Regions from separate parts of the Homo sapiens genome. Here region 1 is linked to region 2. A link is an interaction called in ENCODE POLR2A ChIA-PET data of the cell type or tissue named here. Cell type or tissue: PC-9. All regions are shown on one strand.

Evidence for each region. ChIA-PET counts read pairs that join two places held together with the same protein. Peaks named below come from ENCODE experiments on the same cell type or tissue, not always from the same donor. Only the 100,000 strongest peaks of a DNase experiment are listed, where the experiment ranks them.
Region 1: POLR2A ChIA-PET joins it to region 2 with 27 read pairs; 2 of 35 experiments call an interaction of 5 or more read pairs at or near these places.

Annotation. Positions count from the first base shown.
Region 1 is chr6:31,290,062-31,295,061 of GRCh38, forward strand. It overlaps LINC02571 (long intergenic non-protein coding RNA 2571), which reads right to left. Exons shown (of 4, transcript NR_149115.1): 2 at 4,883-4,952; 3 at 4,154-4,234; 4 at 3,847-4,060. Among named protein-coding and RNA genes, the nearest start is that of LINC02571, 9.1 kb to the right of the region's middle. In PC-9, no CTCF peak of the experiment used is centred here; no DNase peak of the experiment used is centred here; H3K27me3 peaks cover 1,070 bases.
Region 2 is chr6:30,940,112-30,945,111 of GRCh38, forward strand. MUCL3 (mucin like 3) reads left to right here and starts at 862. Exons shown (of 3, transcript NM_080870.4): 1 at 862-970. The coding sequence starts at 889. RefSeq lists an enhancer at 698-1,535. In PC-9, CTCF peaks have their summits at 2,621 (motif pointing right) and 2,827; a DNase peak (open chromatin) is centred at 2,710.

The DNA.
Region 1 (5,000 bases), 350 kb after region 2:
AACTGCCCATATTGAGCCACTAGGGCTGCAGTTATCTGCTGGGAGGCTGAAGAGCACTCATAGGTAAGAAGGAAAGGCCACCAACTTGCAGTCCTTACCTAAGACAGAAGGAGTCTTAAACAAGAAAGCTCTTATCACATATTGCTTGCCTTTGTTAATTTTCCAGTGACTTCAAATGTTTGTTTTTAGTATTTAGTACAGTTTTCATGTTGCTGTTGGAGGAAAACTTGCTGGTCTATCTCTTCATGTTGCCATAACCAGAAGTTCTACCCTGAAAGAGACTTTTGGGAGAGAAGGTCACAGTCCACAATTCAATCTTCTGAGACAAATATGGATCCAGGCACCAGAAACTGTCAAGTTAGATTTCTAAAATTAAAATAAGATTAGAGCTGGGTGCAGTGGCTCATGTCTGTAATGCCACAACTTTGGGAGGCCAAGGTGGGTGGATTGCTTGAGCCCAGGAGTTCAAGACAAGCCTGGGTAACATGACAAAAACCCATCTCTACAAAAAACACAAAAATTAGCCAGGTGCGGTGGCACACAGCTGTAGTCCCGGCTACTTGGAAGGCTGAGGTGGGAGGATCACCTAAGCCTGGGGCGGTCGAGGCTGCAGTGAGTTGTGTTCGCACCATTGGACTCCAGCCTGGGCAAGAGAGTGAGACCATTGTTTGAAAAAATAAAGATTGAATGAATAATAAAAGAAGATTAGGCCTGGCATCTGTGACCCCAAGGTTCTATGGGAATCACTGACTTCATACAACCTACAATGATAAAGAAGGACACCCTACATATATATGACTGGCCTCTTTAGTATTGGAGAGAGCACATTCCATAGCTCATAACTTTCCGACAGTCTGTGAATCAAGTCACCAAAACTGCAGCTAAAGTTGAATGGAGGCCATGGAAGTAGTTCAGTGAAGTACAAAACAAGCACTGCTTTTGTTCTTGATTCTTTCCCCAAACAATGCACTCACATGTTTTTAATAAATTCTACAGCCGGTTGTAGCTATTGGCAATGAGACCTCCCATTATTGAGGCCCTGGTCTTTTTAACTTGAGGAATTCCAGCAAATCTAAGGAGTACAAGCTCTTTGAGAAATAACTGCATGATATTATTAAACTCTAATGAGGACAGATGATTTCACCAATGAAAAAGTATGACTTCATATCCTGCAAGGGTATTTCTCTAATCCAAAATCCTATGAGCTAGTACAAGTACAGAAACATTCCATAATAAATGGAAATGTCATTTTGATCCAGGCAAAAGTCAAGCATATCTGCCATTTGGCCCTAAATGCTTATTTGGATATTGTTGAGTGTGTGTGTGTGTGTGTGTGTGTGTGTGTGTGTGTGTGTGTGTGTTTGTGTGTGGCAGTCATAGGACTCATTGCCCAAGTTTCAGGGTTTGGGGAAAAAGTTCCATTCTTTTTCTGAATTTGAGTAATAGCTTCTGGCTTACTACTGGGCCCTGGTAGATTCTGAATTCTATGATCATGATACAGAAAATGACCAAGTGACTTGAGATGCCCATTATGACCTGAGTTTTATCGGGTCACTCATGCTCACCAGCCCTCAGTCTGCAAGGGGAAATGGTATACACAGCATCAGACTTTAGCAGGTTCCATAAGGCCAGGTAAGTTGCCTAATAATTTGTACTATACTCCTAATGTTCTTATTACCACTGGAGAGTCCACTCTCCCTTGTCTCATTATTGAGGTCTTGAGGAGTTCCCTAAGGACAACTGACTGTAGAAGGAAAAAAATTTGAGTATGCTTGGATACCCCAGAGTTAACTGTCAGGGCATTAGAGTCTCTTTCAGGAATCATCATTAAGAGTAATGGAAATAAAAATACTTCCAGTGAGAAGATGTTCAATTAGACCATCTGGAAGTGCAGTTTACCAAAAGGAGAAACGTCTTACTGTTGGGTCCTAATCAATGCACAGCAGTAGCTAGTAGTTTCCTTAGATAGTCAGTGACTTTAAAGGAATAAGATGGTAAGGTTTGTGATAAGGAGCGTTGGGGAGGAGATTTGAACCACTCACATGGCACATTTAGGTAAACATACCTACCCTCATGCTAACAAAAATGGATAGTGAAAAAATAAAACACAATGTAGAAGCATTGAGAGGCTTAAACTTTAATAAAAATTGTCAAATCCTAAATCACGGAATTGTGCATTTACTTTTTTTGCTGAGCTTATTTACTTAATGTAGGATAATTAAGGTTTAGTTTTCATGGCCTCCTAAGGCATTTGGAATAGAAGACAGAGTTCAGGTAGCACTCAGAGTGGGAAATTTAATAGAGTGTTCTCCTCATTTCACCAGGATCCCAAAGCCAGCTCCTCAGTATAAGGAAAACATCCTTGCTTGAAGGTCTCCCCAGAAAGTCACCTTGGTGCTGAGTGGAGAGGGGCAAAACCTTCTCCTGAGATTAAAGAGAAGTGGATTTGCAGCCCGAGTTCACACTCCCTGGGTGGTCTAAAAATCATCAAGGCATGAATTTATTTTAAAGTAGTGCAGACTCCAAGGAACCTTGGAAAATCAAGCAAAACTTCTCTGAAAAATTTCTACTGTCATTGGCACTCTGAAAATTCCAAAAAATCATTACACCAGCAAAAGGAGCACTTAACAGTTAAGAACAACAACAGAGAACAATGTTCATAAGAGACAAAGCACCGTGAAAGAACAAGAAAATACAACAGACAGCAGAATCATACAATCATATAACTGAGAAATCAGAATAATTGTATAGGATATAAAATTGCTAAATGGGCTATGATTAAAGAACAGATTGTTAAATACATTTAGTGACTATAAAACTATAAATAATCTTCAGAAAAATTTGAAGAGACAAACACATAACACTTAAGCATGAAAATATAATAATAAAATTTAAATCTCAATGAATTTTGAAGACAAACAATTTAACACAAACACACCTAGTAAAGTACAAGAAGTTCTAAAGAATGTACTTTAGTCACAAAAAGATATCCCAGGTAGAAAGTATGAGGTGAAAGAAAAAAACAAACAAAAAATAAAGGTAAATGGATGGTTAAATATAAATTGAGGTTTAAAAGGATAGTGTATATATTGAGAATCTATAAATATTGTTAAATGAAATACAAATTATTTTATCTTTTTCCAGGTCTAATGTTGGATTTCTTTTCTTCATATTCTGATTAAAATTTCAAGATAAACTTCTCACTCATAATGTGTCCCATTCTGGTTTTGTTTTGTACATTTCAGTATAATGCATATAAAAGAATATTCTGCGGGTCTTTTTATGGTATCTTTCCAAGCTATTGTTGGATTGTCCAGTACTTCACGTTCTCCAACCTTGTAAGTAATGAATGTACAAGTTCAACTGTACATTTTTACTAGTGGGCAGTTTTCCACAATATGAATGCCATTCATGTAGTTGGCGGGACCTGCCAGTGTATCTTTCAGAACCACGGACAGATCTACATGTTCTGGGATGTAGGGAGCTAGAGTGCTCTCTCAACTGGATGCAATGGAATGCCAGGGAGGAAAGTTTAAGATAAACTCTAGTCACCACGGAATTGTGATTTTTAAGCATAGTAAGCATAGTCTGAAATACCACATTCTTTCCAACCCCTCTCTGCACCCAATACGTCATTAGCCCTGTATTTTATACTCACTGTCATAAAAGAACCTGTTGGGGAAGGGGAGGTAGCTTTAGGTCAGTCTTGGTACAATCATACAGTGGCTAAATTAGTAGATCTAGTGTAAAATGGCCTGGAACTGAATTCTAGCCTCATATCTTCAAAATTATGGAACTTTGGGCAAGTAACTTAACATCTCTGTACCTAATTTTCTTGAACAAGTTACAGTTTACAGATTTCATTTATTTATTGTGGATAATAACATCCTTCTCATATGGTTGTGATAAATATTGAACAAAATAATCCATGTAGGTACAAAAACCAGTGCCTGAAATATAGCAAGAGCCTTTTAAATGCAGCCATTATTGTTATTATGGTTATTCTTATTGTCGTTTTTCACAGAATACCTTCTGGTTCCCACACAGGATCTCTGAGGACCTGTTGGATCAGCAGCTCTTTTGTAAGATTCGTTGATATTGTGAAAATTCTCTAATCACAGCCCAGCTACAATTTTACAGAAGTTCCCAATACCTTATCTGAAGGTTTCTTACAGTCAGATTATGAGTCTTGGTTGAAGGCATCTTCTGGAGTCATGGTAACACTCCGGGTATTCTGGGAAAACAGTGATTTCAAAATACAGTTTGTCTTGTTGAGACTAGGAATTTGGAAAATTCCAGTCTGTGAAGTGAAGGGAGAGGAGATACTTCCTTAGCAGGAGGAAGAGAATGTACCAAGTACAGGGCAGTTAAAGAAATGTTTGTTTGATTTTTTTGCCAGTGGTTATATCTGTGGTTTCATTAGTTAAATGCCTTATGTGGTACATTCTTCCCAATAAGTATTTTTAAAAGCCTCTGAAAGGAAGGAGCTCTTGCTACCACCATCCTCTCAGTCAAGTGGGAATAATCTGGTGAGCATAGCAGATGCCAATCAGTTCATAAAAAGCTCAATCTTCAAGTTTGCAGAATTAATTCTAAAAACGAGAAGAGTATTGGACATAGAATTTGACATATATGTTGCATGCAGAAGCTGATATTTTAGCTTTATAGTTTACAGGTCCCTCAGAATGTTTTATACTTTTTTATCATAACTGGGAAGCTGTCACTTTAATCTTTGAGTAGGACTAAGGTATGAAAAGAGCAATGATGGTGTGCTCAATGGCTATATTACTAAACACAAGAATGTTTTCAGCTCGATCTACCTGAGCTACATGGAGATTTGATAACTAAATATAAAGTGAATGGAGATAAATGCCTTACTTACCTTCTGCAGATGACACCTTCTAGTTAGCAAGTGGCAGATCCAGGACTACTGGGCTAGGAAGCTGCTTGGGCTGGAGTACAAGGGCAGTTTCAGGGATAGAGAAATTAACAGGCAGAGA
Region 2 (5,000 bases):
CTTGCTTTAGGCAGGAAGTGAGGAAGGGAAGGGGGAGCTCTGGGGTGCTCCTAAAAATGAGATGTCTGCATTTCTGTATAGGAGTGAATGGGGACTTCGAGACAAAGAGACAGCCGCTGAGCTGAGGTGGGAGGGAAGAGGTAGAGTGAAAGCAGAAGCCCCTGTACACCGAGCATCTCTTGGCCAAAGATCTTGGCCTCGGTCCTTCTGGGTGGCCTGACCTGTCTGTGTCCCTGGTGAGGGGTGTGACATATGTCCCTGTGGTTCTGTGTCTTGTCTCTGTCACTGCCTCTGCACTCTCCACATATTGTTGTATGACCTCTGAACATCATGAAGCACCTTTCTCTGCAGCGAGGGTCATTCGAGGGCTTTCTCTCGCCTTTGCTCTTTCACCTGATCCTCGCGGACAGCTCCGCCCAAGGTGGCAAGAATGACCATGTGTGAATAAGGGGTGTGGAAGCTGGGCTGATGCGGGAGAGGTGGGAGGGTGCGCGTGAAGCTGGACACAGATCAGAACGTGAACCCCACCCCATCCTGCTCCCAGCCAGAGCTCAGTCCTTCTAGAACTGAGCCATCTGCTCCCCACTTCCCCAGAGCCCTGGAGGCGCCACCCTCACTTCCCTCCACTGGGGCTGGCTCAGGTGCCTGCTCCTTTCTGGTTCCTCTGCCCTGCCCCCAGATCCCACCCCTCGGCAGGCACCCAGGTGCCTGGCTCCATGACGCAGCAGCTGCGGTCTCCTCTTATCAGGGCTCCCCTGTGGGTTGGGGTGGCTCCATTTGTTTAAGACTTAGTCCTGAGGAGCCCCAGCCCCCATGACGTCAAGATTGGCTCCATATAAGGTGAGGGGTCCGCAGCCCATGGTCCCCAAGCAGCCACCCAGCTCCGACATGGCCCAGCCGGTCCACAGCCTCTGCTCCGCCTTTGGCCTCCAGTGCTGCCTCCTCTTCCTTCTAGCTTCTTGGGGGGCAGGTAAGATGCCCACAGGGGATACAGAAGACAGAAACAGCTTGTTTCTTAGTGTTCATAGCGTTGGACAACAAATAGAAATGAATGAAGGGGGCGGGCACGGGGCTGCTACAGACAGTTGTCTAGAGTGTTCTCTGCTCAAGTTTGCTGGCTAAGGGACATGTAGTAGGAGATGAAATCCAGCCTGTGCTCTGCTCTTTAAAACATGGCTCACAGGGCTGCACCCATCCAGAGGGGGTTTCTTCAAGTTTGCATAAAGACACTGTAGAGGCTGCCAGCCCTGGATGGTGGGGGTAGGCACCTGACATTCATTGAGCACCGTGCACGGAATTCACAGCTGCTCATGGTGATTTCTTTCTTCTTCTTCTTCTTCTTCTTCTTTTTTTTTTTTTTTTTTTTGAGAAGGAGTCTTGCTCTGTTGCCTAGGCTGGAGTGCAGTGGCACAATCTTGGCTCACTGCAGCCTCTGCCTCCCGGGTTCAAGCGATTCTTCTGCCTCAGTCTCCTGGGTAACTGGGATTACAGGCACCTGCCACCACGCCTGGCTCATTTTTTTGTATTTTTAGTAGAGACAGGATTTCACCATGTTGGCCAGGCTGGTCTCAAATGCCTGGCCTCAAGTGATCCGCCTGCCTCGGCCTCCCAAAGTGCTGGTATTACAAGTGAGAGCCACCGTGCCCAGAGACTCATCTCATTTCATCTCAGCATCCCCTGAGGTGGCTAATAATATCCCATCTTATAGTTGAGGAGAGTGGATTCACAATGATTATGTCCCATATCTCACAGCTAGAGGGAGGTAAGCAGGGATTCCAGCTCCACTGCCCCCAGCCCTGGGGGGACAGGTGGAGCTTCTCTCCTGAGAGCTCTGTTTTGTGCAGACCTAGCTTCCAGTCCTGACTCTGACCCATTTGCCTACTCTGGCCTTCCACACCATCTGTAAAATGGGCTGGATGCTGCTGCCCAGCCGTACCAGTATTTGATGCCTACAGAGCATTTACACTGCACCAGGTGTTGCTCTAGGGACTTCATCCACATTTACTCATTTAATCCACATGGAGACTCAGAAAAGTGTGCGTCAAAGGCTCTGTCCCTGTCTTACAGTTGGGAAACATCTCAGGACTTTGATGGGAAAATGACTATGGACAAGTTCGACGAACAAAACATACCCTAAAGATAAGATGAAATTATGAAATTAGTTCACTTAGTCAAGAAACGGACTGCTACTGAACCCGGGGAGCAGAGATGCTGAACACAGGGGCGGTGTGGAGGGCCTGGGCAATTTGGAGGAGGGTCTCCACAAGGCAGATGTAGAACAGCAGATTCAGAGACACTATCTACCCACTGGACAGTCATCCAAGGACAGAGCCATCCACAGGGTGATATTAGAGGCAGTGCCCCTTCCCTGAGCACAGTCAGGTTGAGGCCAGGGGTGGAGGCAGGGGCAGGTGGGTGGTGAATGGCGATGACTGAGGAATCTTTGAGCTGCCTCTGAAAGGTCTCAGCAGTGCGTCCTGTCTGTGCCCTGACTTGATGTCTGTCTCCCCTACCTTGAGGGTCTGGAGACAGAGGTACCACAGCTGCCCAACACCTCCCGGCCCCATCTCTCCCGCCTTTCCTTCCCCTTCCTCTCAGGCGGATTGTCCACTGGCTGCTCTCTCCTCCTTCCATCTTGCAGCTTAAGGAAGAGGAACCTGCAGGGGGCGGAAGGGAATCCACTCCATACACAGTCGCTCTGAGATTTGCTTCAGGGCGGAGATCTGAATTCCTGAGATTCCGATGGGGCCATGTGGGCGTGGTCTCGGAGAGGAGATAGGCGTGGCTGGGCGGCATGGAGGGAGGGGTGGGGAGGACAAGGGGAGCTGGCTGCTCCCATTCTGCAGATTTTGAAGACAAGAGTGAGTGGGTTACAGGTGGGGAGGGCTTGAGGCTGGGCTCGGGTTGTGATGAGGTCGGGTGGAACTGGAGTGTGAATCAGAGCTGGTGCATGGCTGTGCCCAGCAGAGAGAGAGGCCAGGGCAGGAAGGGAAGAGGGACAACTGGGATGGATGAAGCCCTTTAGTCTACCATTCTGGTGAGGAGACCCTGACGTTTGTCCACAGGACCAGTCAACACCCAGACAGATAACTAGATCCTGGAACCCCAGAGTCTGCATCATGCAGTCACAGAACCACAGGTACAATCTAGATTAAATCATCCGAGGGCAGCACAGGTGCAGTCCAGATTAAATCATCACAGAGAGGCATAGGTGCAGTCCAGATTAAGTCACCAGAGGGAGGCACAGGTGCAGTCTAGATTAAAGCATCTGAGGGAGCACAGGTGCAGTCTAGATTAAATCATCTGAGGGAGCACAGGTGCAGTCTAGATTAAATTATCACAGGGAGGCACAGGTGCAGTCCAGATTAAATCATCACAGGGAGGCTCAAGCGCAGTCTAGATTAAATCATCTGAGGGAGGCTCAAGTGCAGTCTAGATGAAATCATCTGAGGGAGCACAGGTGCAGCCCAGATGAAATCATCTGAGGGAGCACAGGTGCAGTCTAGATGAAACCATCTGAGAGAGTACAGGTGAGGCAGGAGATGGGAATTGGGGCTGGGGTCCTTGGAAGAATCTAACAAGAACATTTTCCTATAACAAATGTTATTTGATTTAATTTCTATAACACAAATAATGTATGCTCATTGTAGAAAATGGAAAATAGAAAAAATAAGAAAGAAAAATAAAATCTCTGTATACTCCCTAGTCCCCAAGCAATCATTTGATTATATCTCCCTTTAGCTTTCCTTTTTTTTTTTTGTAGAGACAGGTCTCGCTATGTTGCCCAGACTGGTCTCAAACTGGTGATCCTCCTGCCTCAGACTCCCTAAATGCTAGGATTATAGGTGTGAACAACTGTGCCCACCAGCTTTTCTTTTTCTATGTCTGCATTTTAAGCCACTTATTGAACTCATACTGTATAGGTATTTTAACAAACATTTACCCACATTATTGCAAATGGAGCATGCCATTTATGGGGGTAAGGATACCAGGAAACACTAGAGATGCTCTTTTGGGACAGCGTGCCCTGACAGCGACTCCAAGGCATGAGTTGCTTAGCAAGATATTCTTTCTCCCTTCCTTCCTTCCCTTTCCTTTCCTTTCCCTTCCTTCCTTCCTTTTCTTTCTTTTCTTCCTTTTCTTTCCCTTTCTCTTTCTTTCTTTCTCTGTCTCTCTTTCTTTCTTCTTTCGACAGAGTCTCACTCTGTGGCCCAGGTTGGAGTGTAGTGGCATGATCTTGGCTCACTGCAGCCTCTGCCTCCCAGGTTCAACTGATTCTCCTGCCTCAGCCTCCTGAGTAGCTGGGATTACAGGGTCCTGCCAACACGCCTGGCTAATTTTCATATTTTTAGTAGAGACGGGGTTTCGCCATGTTGGCCAGGCTGGTCTCGAACTCCTGACCTCAGGCCCACAATGGCCTCCCAAAGTGTTGGGATTGCAGGTATAAGGCACTGTGCCCAGCCGATGTCCTCTCTTTCAAATGAGTGAACAAAGCAGATGGCGGGGACCTTTGGCACTGTGCATCGTTTTGATGTTGTGGGATTTGTTCTTATTCTTTTATCCCAGCTGAGCATCCACCTACAGTGTCTTGTGCTAAAGTTGGATTTTCCTCTCTGCACCTCCTGCCTATTCTTCAGTGACCAAAACAGTTCTTTTCGGGCTATGATGGTTGTACGTGGAATGAATATCTCCTGGTGAAAACTTACTAGGGAAATAAGTCACTACCAAAGTAGATCGTCTGGGGCAGAGATGCTCCTCTTGTCCTGGGGGTTTACACTGATTTGCCTCTTGGCTGTGTCAGGGCCAAGGAATCCCTTGAGCTTTACCTCAGCTTTTTACAATCTATGGTTCCACAACTGTTTGATGCAGATCTAAAATTCTAAAATCTTGTTATCTGAGTCTAGTTATGGACTGTGATCCTGTGGTTTAATGACAACTGGTATCCCAGAATTGGTGGGCCAGAGGCCTTCTTTCAACGTCTTTTAATCTCAGAGCTCAAT